2 separate regions of the Mus musculus genome follow, and region 1 is linked to region 2. A link is a contact called in ENCODE Hi-C or POLR2A ChIA-PET data. All regions are on one chromosome and are shown on one strand. Each heading gives the region's core, a stretch centred on a gene start or an enhancer-like site at or near the end of the contact. The rest is flanking DNA. Distances are from core to core; before and after follow the strand shown. Region 1 overlaps Anln (anillin, actin binding protein). Region 2 holds the start of Zfp599 (zinc finger protein 599).

Region 1 (5,676 bases), core at 452-2,951, 68 kb after region 2:
CTGGTTCCTACCATTTTATGGACCTGGAAGAGGAGGGCCTACAGAGCCTTCCACACCTGCTTGGCCCTCATGACTCCTAACTCTGGGTATCCAGTTCTTAGTAAAGGGTGGCGGCCGAGTTCTGGTCTATGCCTCTTTCTTACCCGGCACCCCACATTCACCTCCCGCCCTACAGCCCCCCTTCATCAGTATTTTGGAGGTTCCCTTTCCTTTTGGTTCTCTCAGCCCCGTATCAGCAATTTCTCCTTCCAGACACATCCTTCCTTCACTGTTTGGCCTGTAAACTCCAGATAGACCCCCCTGTTAGCATTCTGTCTAAACTTGCCCCACACTTACCTGGCAATAGCCAGGTATGCTCCTCCCCAGTTACCTGACAACAGCTGTCCCACTATGAAAGGGGCTGCTTGCCCCTCCTCTCTCTCTTACCCCTGCTTTTTTCTCTCTTGCCCTCCTGTGTTCTTCCCTTCCCCTCACTCCACATGGTCATGGCCAGCCTCTACTTCTCTACTCTCTCCCTCTCGCTGCCTTTCTTTGCCTCTACTACTCTCTTAATTCCCCTCCCCATGCCCTGAATAAACTCTATTCTATACAATACCAGTTGTGTGGCTGGTCCTTCCGGGAGGGGGATGCCTTGGCATGGGCCGGCTGAGGCATCCCCTTCCCCCATACCTCACCACACCCCCATAGAACATATCTTAATTCTTCTTTACCTTTTTATAATCACAGCATTGGTGCCGAGACTTGGATCTAGAAACTCTGCAGTTTGCATCCCATTTCAGCCACCACAAGAGATCCACACTCACTGGTAACCCCCTCCCCCCCCCATCCCCCACTGGTCAGAGCAAACCCGTCATGGTCCCAGGGGGAGAGTTCTTGAGCTCAGAGCTACGCCTCTGCTGCCCTGACCCCCATTTTAGGACTTTGCCCCTTGTGTGAGATTTCCCTCTCCTTGGAGACAGTTTCTTTCTCAGAAATTCCCAGCCAAGGTGAACTGGTCTCTGGCTCAAGAGCACAGGCTCTGAGCCTTGGCTCCCGGCCCACAGGTGATGACCTGGCAGTCTGGCCTGTGCTAGAATCTCTCTCGGGTTATTAATGCCCTCAGGACGCTGGTAGTAGCAGTTAATAATGCTATTCTCTCGCCCAGGGGTCACTCTTCGCCACCTCTGTCCCTATTTAATGGGACGTCTTGGTCTAAAATAATATGTCTACATCCCCGCTAAACTAGCACTTTCTCGCTAAAGACCTGTAGCTCAGACTTTCCCCTCGCCCCAGCCCTCAGTTGCTGGCTCTCACTCCCACTGTGGCAGCAGGTTCTGCCGGTTCAAGCGGGTCTGGCTCTGGCCCCCTGCCAGGGACTCTGCTGCCCTTCCCCTCTTCTTGCTCTCTGCGACAGTCTCACCCGGACTGGCAGTTGCACTCGGCTCTCTCAGCCTGCGTGCACTCTGCTGGTCTCTGCCTTCCTCACTCGTGGCCTGCTGCACACCAGTTAGGGACCCTACTTGCTGTCCTCCCCACTCTGCTCCTTTACTCTCAGTTCGTGGTGGGAAAAGCCCGTTGCTTCCTGCCAGAGGTCCCGTCTGTGAGACTTGCTGTCCCATGTGCACAACCACCTGCTGGCCCCTGCCAAAGCCGTTTTCCTGCACACGCGAGCCCCTTTCTCCCTTCCTCTTTCCCTCTCTGTCTAGGACTTATAAAGGCTAGCGGTGGGGTGCACCCCAACTACGTTGCTACGACACGCTCTTTCAGGAGCTGCCTTTCCCCGCCCACTGTGGACTCTGGGCCGTGACTTCTGGCTGCTGGTAGGAATCCCCGCCCCTCAAAGGCACAGACTCACAGGCCTGACCTGCGGTGCCTCTGCCTCAACTGCCACTGGCCCATTGCACAGTTCTGCCCCAACCCACCGGCCCGGGGAGCCACAGGTCTGCCGGCCTTGCTGTGCAGCTACAGCCACCATGGCTTAACGCCCCAGCCAGCGATATGTGGGCCACTGTGCAGCTACAGCCACCAACGCCAAGGCCCTGCCACCCAGAACCACTGCCACCTACTGGCTGCTGTGAGACTCACAGACCTCTACCACGGGAACTGCTGCCATCCAGCCTCCGCCATGTGGGCTATGCAGCACAAACGGCCCAAGCACTTATCTATCCATGCTCCCACACCCCTGGCCTGTTGTCATGGCCTGAACCTGCCTGGACAAACTCATTTCTGTCACCACCATCTTATGCCACTGTGCCAGCTTTCTTATTCTAGTCCTAGCCAAATATTCCTTTGCTAATACAAAATATACTTTACCTACACAACCTGTCAAAGTTACCTAAAGTTATCATTCCTATCCTGTCTGAATATATTTACTACTGTCTTAGTCAGGCTTCCTATTCCTGCACAAACATCATGACCAAGAAGCACTTGGGGAGGAAAGGGTTTATTTAGCTTACTCTTCCACATTGCTGTTCATCACCAAAGAAAGGCAGGACTGGAACTCAAGCAGGTCAGAAAGCAGGAGCTGATGTAGAGGCCATGGAGGGATGTTCTTTACTGGCTTGCTTCCCCTGGCTTGCTCAGCCTGCTCTCTTATAGAACCAAGACTACCAGCCCAAGAGTGTTACCACCCACAAGGGGCCTTTCCCCCTTGATCACTAATTGAGAAAATGCCTTACAGTTGGATCTCATGGAGGCATTTCCTCAACTGAAGCTCCTTTCTCTGTGATAACTCCAGCTGTGTCAAGTTGACACAAAACTAGCCAGTACACTCATGTTATCGATTTAACTGATAAGCTATAGGAAACCCACTCAGATCTGCCTCTCATGGACCAAATAGGCTCCATCCAGACAAGTACATCTGCCTAACCTATTCCAGAGGATGAGATTCCCCTGGGTTTCAAATGTACATCTTAAGAAAAAAAAATTCTTTCTTCCAAAAGTACTTAATCTCTCTCTATAATAAATATATTGTGTTTGAGCATCTTGTCAAGTCCAGGCGCTCACTACATCCAGGACAGCTCCAGAGAAGCAGCCTCCAGATGCTCCATCTCCTGTCTCAGACACAGACGCTTCTCCTGGACCTGTTCCTTCTGACCCGTCCTCAGATGGCTCCACAGACCCTGGACAAGGAAGCAGCCCACTCTCCTGAGACTGGGCAAACATCCCCACATCCATCCCTCTAGGTTCCCGAGAGACAACGTCACCCCAGTGTCAGCAGGAAGCAGCCAGATATCACAACGACCCTATTTCCGCTTTGCCATCACATCTTTCTAATCTTTCTTTTTTAGTTAAACCAAAATGGGGAGAATGTTAGCACTCTGTCTAAATTCCCCCTCCCTTCCCCCCTCTCTCCACGTGGACATGGTCAGCCTCCACTTCTCTACTCTCTCCCTCTCTCTGCCTTTCTCTGCCTCTACTAGCCTCTTAACTCCCCTCCCTATGCCCTGAATAAGCTCTATTCTATACTACACTGTCATGTGGCTGGTCCCTCAGGGGAGGGGGATGCCTTGGCATGGGCCCGTTGAGGCACTCCTTCCCCCACACCTCACCACACCCCCACAGAACATATTCATAGACCTCTTTATCTTTTTATAACCACAACATCCCAACCACACGGTCCCACAGCCAGTTCTGCACTTGGCTCACTGTTTACTCAATTCTTCATTCTGACTTGACTCATTTTTAAAGTTTTCCCAAGTCCATTACAAAATATCCAATGCAAATATTCAATACAATGAAAATATTCTCAAAACCATATGAGCTAGCCCAGAAGTACAGCCTAGTATCAATGCAAATCCCTCCCCTTCCCCATTGAGAACTAAGGTGGTCCTTCCATATTTTCATCAACTGTCAATGTAACTGTATACTGCACTTTCATGTGGACAGCACATCCCAATTTTTTTTTTTTAATTGAACAAGTCGATTTATTCAGTTGTGTTAGGCATTTGCAATGGTGACTTCAACCTCAGCTCCTGGCTCAATACTGATGGAAGAAATCTGCTTAACAATCTCAGTAGGACTATGTAAATCATAGTCGCTTGTGGATCCTCATCTGGAAACGATCCCATGTCTTGGAACCTTCACCACAAGGTGTTTTTCTGGCAGTGATTCTCAAAGTCTTGGTAGGTGTGCACACCGGTCCTTTCACTTTCAGATTCTTTTCCTCTGCACCTCTGATCAAGTCCGTACCAACCTTCTCCAGCGAGCGGCTGGTGAGCGTGATTCGAATTTGGTGAATCGCCACTTGGGTATCTTTAAATGCCATGGCGGAGGTGCGGCTTCCTGACTGACTTATTCCTCAGCAAAATCGAACAGAGGTGAGTCAGGACGGAGCAGACTGGCCTGAGCTCTGCAGCATACACCACCAGGTCTCAGAAAGGCCCTAATTTCTTTTCTTTTTTTTTCCCCTTCTTTCTTTTTTTTTTTTATTAGTTATTTTCCTCGTTTACATTTCCAATGCTATCCCAAAAGTCCCCCATACCCACCCCCACAAGCCCCTACCCACCCACTCCCCCTTTTTGGCCCTGGCGTTTCTAATTTCTTATTATTGGTTTGTAGATGATTTGACTTTGCATCTTTATGGATTCTCAGGTATTAACCTTTCAAAGCACGCAGAACCAGTTACATTAAGAAAGCTGCTTTCTATCCTAAGAGTGGTCATTTATATTTGTTTTCTGTTAATTTATTACTTTTACATTTGCTGGATCTCTGGATTTTTGTTTGTGACTTTGCACGTACTGGTAATATTATTTACCCAGGCTAAATATTCTTTTACTCATTAATTTGAGAACTATCACAGTATAATAGTGAAACATGTGGATTCTGGAACAGAACACAGGCTTACATAGGTCAGTCACTTGCAATGTTGTTCCAGAATTGTTAGTTTACTGTTTCATTAGGTTGGTAAAATAACACATTAACACCAAGGATAGCCTCACTACACGATAGATACATGCTCAATAACAGCCAGTCTTTTATATTTTGCACATCAATTCTTTTATTATGTCATAAATATTAACCTTTTGTGTTTACCTTTATCTACAGATATCTGTAAGAACGGAGCTTTATAATATATTAGTATCTGTTACCATATTACACATAGTAATGGATTGTATCATATTTTCATACATGGCCTCTCTTTCACACATACACACACACACACACACACAAATAAATATATAAATTGAATTTTTCTACTCGGGTGATTTTTAGATTATTTCATTAACCATTAAAAGGAATGACATATATTGTAAACTTCTAAAACTGAATTTTATATATAAACTGAGACAACCTTTAAGGGGTACTATATAACAAGCAGTGTGTACAGGACACTTACATATAGAAGACTGTACATGTCTGTAAAGACTATTTGCACAGTCTATGCTGTGAAAAGTACAAAGGGAAGCCTGAGAACAGGAGAAGATATCTGTGTAACGTCTTTGTGCTCTCCAGCTGTTGCAAATGTGAGCCAACAGCCTTGTACAAAGAACCACCTCATCGCTCCTTTCACCTCGCGCCTGCCTGTTCTAGCTGCTGACCACTCAGTCTCACCCATCACCTCCTCAAATGTGCACCCATCATCACATTCTGCTGAAACCCCCAGAAAGGGTCCTTCACATACCTGCTCATGTAACACCAACCCCAAGAACATTCAGCAAGACAGAGACTGGGCTAGATATGAAGATATGGATGGCC
Region 2 (5,749 bases), core at 1,939-4,438:
TGGGGTGTACCCAAAGAGAGGCTTCCTCTTTTCTAAGGAGAAGGGAGGGATTTGTAAGGGTCGGACTGGCTGGTCTCTTGCTGATATCACAGCCAAGAGGAATCAGAAACTGCAGGTTAAGAGAGCTCGGTGATAGCATGCGATCAGGGTTGCCAGACCAGAGAAGCAAAAAAAAAAAAAAAAAGGACCAAGCTGGCAGCTGAGAAGACAGCCATGGCTGTGCTGATGCCCCACAGGAACAGCACCCATGAAGGTCTTTGTTCCCCTCATTAAAACATTAAATAGATTGTTCAGATGTTTAAATAAAGATGCCTCTGTGACCCTAAAACAAATGAACTGAAAACAAAGCCACAAGCAAAGGCAGACCTTCGCTCCTTTTAAAAATATTCATCTCCACAGTTTTGTCAGTGCTATGGACCCACCGCCTGATTTTCAACCAATCTCATGAACTCAGTCAGAAGGAAGTTCTCAGATGTAAGCTATGATAAGAAACTGGGGCAATGGACGCCTCATTGCCACCATTCAAGAAGTCTACTAAAAAGTTAGATGTGAGACTTGAAAACTGTGAAGGTCTAGAATATACAGACAACATTTTGAGGCAATGATGTAGACAGTGTTTTCATTAATACATGTGAAAGAACAGGGCATGTGGAAGACATCAACCTCAAAATCACGCATCCAGAAAAGCAAGCAATTATAAAGAAATCAACTCACAGAATAATTAACAAGACATTCATTTCCATAACATATAAGGCCACTGAACAGTAGGGGAAGGGACTCCACATTTGTAGCAAGGGGATGTTTACTCTCTATTTTCCCAGAAAAATCAAAGACATAAGCGAAATGTGCGTTCACACACAGGCCTGTATATTATCCAAACTCCAAGATAAAGAATACAGCAGAGAAGTAGAGATGAGAACCATGTTTACTCTGGAGTCCGGAAAAACACATGAGGGGGATGGGATGGGGGAACCATGACTGGTATTTACTGGGATACACATGGATGGAATGAGTAATTTATATTCTACAGAACAGCAATACATACATATATGATTGAAAGCCATTAAATCCTTCAAAACATTATCAGAAGATTTTTAAATGTTCACAATAGGAAGGAATAATGCCTGAGCTGGTAAACTTATTTCTTAACTTCATCTGATAATCATAAATGATGTAAGTACACTGCAAAACCACAGGGTTTCTCAAAAGCATGCATGTTATTACAGTGTGTCTACTAAAATGTATACGACAGGATTAGTATTAAGTTCACAATGATTTCCCCCTTACCAACTAAAAGAGCGAGTAACTGCTATTGAGAGCTCCAGGAGTCAGACTCACCTAGGGACACCAGGCTGATGTAGGTCTCCAGCATCACGTCCCTGTACAGGGTCCTCTGAGCAGCGTCCAGGTCTTGCCATTCCTCCCAGGTGAAGTCCACGGCTACGTCTTCAAATGATATCAGCCCCTGGAATGACATGTTTCTCTTGAACCCAAGCGGTCAGCTTTTGGAACAGAAAGTGGGGTCCATTCTACTCTGTATGTGTTCCATAGCAGGGTTCCATGGAAGGTGACGTTTGATTTGTCTCATGGGAGAAAGAAAACTCAGCATCGAGGTCTGTTAATGTAAAGATGTCAGAAAATATGGCCAGAGTGTTCCAAAGGATTTCAACACGGACAGTTATACCCTGGCTTCCCTAATTAAAGTCTCCAGGTCTACTGATATCTTTCATTTCCTGGAAGGGGATGGCCCATGCACCAACGGACTTCAGTATTAAAAGCGGTTATTGAATATGGAAAAGCCCAGAGCTCTGGAAACGAGGACATCTTCCCAGATCTCAAAAGAAGAAGAGAGCCTGTAACCACCTCCATGACCTAAAATCTTCACCCGTATGTGGGAAGGGCTGGAAAAATGGAACTATTCACAGACACCACTTGGGTGCTCTCTTCAATGGCTGTTGACAGCTTGAAGTCTAACAGAGTCACGCCAGATATTGAATGTATCAGATAGCAGGACTCCTAAACTCTAAACAAAACTATAAAAATTGTGTGTGAGCCGGGCGTGCTGGCGCTCGCCTTCAATCCCAGCACTCGGGAGGCAGAGACAGGCGGATTTCTGAGTTCGAGGCCAGCCTGGTCTACAAAGTGAGTTCCAGGACAGCCAGGGCTACACAGAGAAATCCTGACTCAAAAAAAAAAAAAAAAAAAAAAAAAAAAAGTACTCTGTTCTTAGTATGAAAATTAGTGCAAACATTTTATAAATTTATAGTCCAGTTCCTTAAAGCCGTAAACATAGAACTACCAAAGGACCCAGCAATCACTACCGCCGCGATGTATCTAAAGGAACAGAAATCTGAAAGTTAGAAAATGGCCTCAAGGATGAAGATCAGACAGAGGACCAAGGTCATTCCCAGCTACATAAGAACCTGTCTCAACGAAAGTAAAACAGCACTCCTTTAATCCCAGCCCTGGAGTGGCAGAAGCTGGGAGATTTCTATGAGTTTAAGGCTAGCACAGTCTACATAATGAGTTCTAGGCTAACCAGGGCAACACAATGAGACCCAGCTGCCAAAAGAGTAAAAGGCTTCACATCCATGTTCACGGTGACACAGTTCAATCCCAACGCCGACACAGAAAATGGAAGTGCTTCCTAGGGGTGGGTTCCGAGTTCATGCCACAGATAGATGGGGTTCCAGGATCCTGGGAAACGGAATAGAGCCCGAGGTCCCAGGGACAGGATCGTCTAGGCACCAGACTTAACACCCCAAACTCCAGATACAGCGTCTCAGGAATTGAACTGCGGGGACCATGGGGACAGAGATGTGTGGCCAAGGGGCAGAGACAACAGAGAGCCGATCGACTGGGTCCAGGTTACCGTTTCCCGTGCAGGCCCGCAAGTCCCAGGCTCCGGGCCAGAGCTGCGGCAAGCGCTGCAGCAGGGCTCGGGTCCCTGCAGGGACCAGGGACGGGACAGGATTCCTGGAGCCCGCTCAGCCCCAACCCCGCAGCCCGGGGACAAAGGGGCTCGGCTTCTGGACCTGCCACAGACTCACCATCTCAGGATTCCGGGACACCCAGAGCTCTCACTGTGGTTCTCAGTGGGGAAATGTGACACGCGGCGGCAGGCAGAACCTCTCCGGACTTCTGGGCGAGCGCGGAACACCTGGACAGGATCCAACACGGAGAACATGTGGGACAGTGGGGCAGGAGGTAGTCAGAGCCCAGGACTACAGAAGACTGAGGCCCGCCCCTACTCTCTGTCTGTGTGTCTGATTGGACATTTGTCGTTACGGTTTTCAGAGACAGAGCTTCCTGTCTCACCTTCTCAACCTTAAATGTCACCAACCATTGGTGAATTTAAAAAGATTGACAAGTTCTTGGCTGTATTGTAAGGCAGGGCTTCCTATAGGAAAACCAGCGCCAACCTCTACTTAAGGTTATATCATCTAATGTGTATTTATAAAGAGAAATAGTAGCATTACTTTTTTTTTTTTTTTAAATCTCTCTATGTAGTCCTGCTCTGGAACTTGCTATGTAGACTAGGCTGGCTGTGAACTCACATAGATCTATCTACCTGTCTCTGCATTCCCTGTGATGGGATAAAAAGTGTATGCCTCTATTATTTCCACAACTGGAGAAGACCACCGACCAGATCATCAGGGCCAAATTAATTAAAGCAAGCTTTTAAAAATTCCTGCCCACGGGATGTCTCTCCCCAAAGGTAGGTTTCAAGAGTTCAGCATTTGGACATGGGTAAGATTAGGGCTTTTATAATTCAGAAGCAGGGAGTTTACAAATGGAGGATTTGACAGGCAGATAGTTGGAGTTACAGAAGCAGAACATAAATGTAACAAGTTGGTCACAGTAACTTTTAAAACAAAAGCATGGTTGACTTTCCCCGGAGCAGGCAGTACAGAACCATTTGTACTTAGGTACAGTCGGGATGTAGTCCAATCCTTGAGCAGATTTATGCATAAATAGGAATGAACCTAATTTGTCTTTATTATAAGATGGCTTGCAAACCTAAGCTGGAGGCAGACTGGCTGTGACTGTCTTTGTAGAAGTCATCTTTATGATTATAAAAGTATGTGTTCATGTAGTATGAAATAAACTCAGATAAAATTTAAGCATATAAAGCATTGTTCAATACTATAAATGGTCAAATGTTAAGTGTTTTATGTCTTAATAATTCTTGGTTAATAGACTATAAGTGAACAAATTTATTTTTTTAGATTATAAATGATGTGACATTTCCCCCCAGTTCTACAAACTCCATTATCAAATGTGCTAATAGAAGGTTGAGAGAGAGAGACAGAGACAGAGACAGAGAGACAGAGAGGGAGGGAGAGAGAGAGAGAGAGAGAGAGAGAGAGAGAGAGAGAGAGAGAGAGAGAATTTTCTGCCCAGCTAGTTACATTTCTGCACTTGCTGGTTTAACATCACAGTCTTGTGTGGAATGTGCCTACGTCTGAAACAAACATGAATAAGATAAAGAGAATGCAGCCAGGCGTGGTGGTGAATGCCTTTAAGCCCAGCACTCAGGAGGCAGAGGCAGGTGGATTTCTGAGTTCAAGGCCAGCCTGGCCTACAGAGTGAGTTCCAAGACAGCCAGGGCGACACAGAGAAACCCTGTCTCGAAAAACCAAAAAACAAACAAACAAACAAACAAACAAACAAACCAAAACAAAAACCCTATCAATCTTTTCAGGGTTTACATAGCTGATGAGACTCTACACACAGTGCCAACAACAATTAGCATGACACAGAAGAACTATACAAAAGCCATCCCCAAAGCAAAATTTAGAAACTTTAGTTTGGTGGAATAAGTCTATTCAAAATTTTAAATCTCTCACAAAATTGAGAACGATACTAGCCTAATCTTGAAAGAAAATATTTTATCAACTGTACAGAATGAGGAGACACTAACGTGGGCAGCAATGAAGAGAAACCATAGAAGTTTTGTGCTTTTTTTTTAAATGTGCCTTGCTCCTTTGCTCTTACTAGAGTGTCTTTACCAGCTGTCAACAGTGTCATTAAGTGTGTAAACACAGTTATCTGACACTACAAAAAAATCTAGAAACACCAGGGTGGAAGGAATCACAAAATGCTGTATGGTATATACAATAAGGAACAAATATTTAACAATCTTTCAGAAAGAGGAAGTTGGTGTCTGGAATAGAGACAGTTTGGTAGAAGTTTACAAAATTGTTGCCAGACCTGGGAGGACCTGGGTTTGGGGGTTACAGTTTATTCAACTGGCAGTCTCAGCCTGTATGCTAAGAAGCCACTGACCCACCCTAGTCATCCTTCAGCAACCTGAAGTGAGATTAACATTTAAATAAGAGGCCAGGGATATGCACACATGAACAGTCCTGGTCAAGGTGTGTTCTGCCCACCACCAAACAACTATTGTGTGATGTTGTCTCCAGCAAGGCATTTTGACAAGTCTCCAGCACTGTGTGAAATTTGAAGCAAGGTTCATGCTACAATCTACTACTGAGTTGAAGCCACAGCCATGGTACCTGTATTAACTAGAAAGTATAGTTCATAGTTCCATTTTTGTGATATAAATCCTCAGTTTGGTCAGCTTTTCAGCATTTTCCTTCTCCCAGTATGAGATTCCTGGAAGGGTAATTCTATTTGGGGGCTTGTATCAATAATCTGATAGTCAGATTAAGGGACACAAGTGCCTCCTTAGAATATTCGTTTCTGCCAGGCTGGTTACAGTTAGAGACCTAAGACACTTCCCAAA

What was found. Hi-C counts contacts between places; a loop is a spot of excess contacts on that map. ChIA-PET counts read pairs that join two places held with the same protein, here RNA polymerase II (POLR2A).
Region 1: POLR2A ChIA-PET joins it to region 2 with 16 read pairs in embryonic stem cell. The contact joins the enhancer-like site here to the promoter of Zfp599 in region 2. A Hi-C loop is called at or near these places in 1 of 37 maps with a recorded cell type or tissue (T-helper 1 cell). POLR2A ChIA-PET finds 5 or more read pairs at or near these places in 3 of 5 experiments (all embryonic stem cell).

The regions. Positions count from the first base shown.
Region 1 is chr9:22,326,255-22,331,930 of GRCm38, forward strand. It overlaps Anln (anillin, actin binding protein), which reads right to left. Exons shown (of 24, transcript NM_028390.3): 24 at 4,960-5,676. It also overlaps the pseudogene Gm6607. Among named protein-coding and RNA genes, the nearest start is that of Zfp810, 21 kb to the left of the region's middle. Within about 2 kb of position 1,702, at least 1 of the 3 ENCODE cell types and tissues checked has a DNase peak (open chromatin) inside an H3K27ac peak, as active enhancers do.
Region 2 is chr9:22,256,707-22,262,455 of GRCm38, forward strand. Zfp599 (zinc finger protein 599) reads right to left here and starts at 3,189. Exons shown (of 5, transcript NM_181419.3): 1 at 3,051-3,189; 2 at 1,339-1,465. The coding sequence starts at 3,053. Gm39307 (predicted gene, 39307) reads left to right here and starts at 3,396. Exons shown (of 2, transcript NR_166680.1): 1 at 3,396-3,718.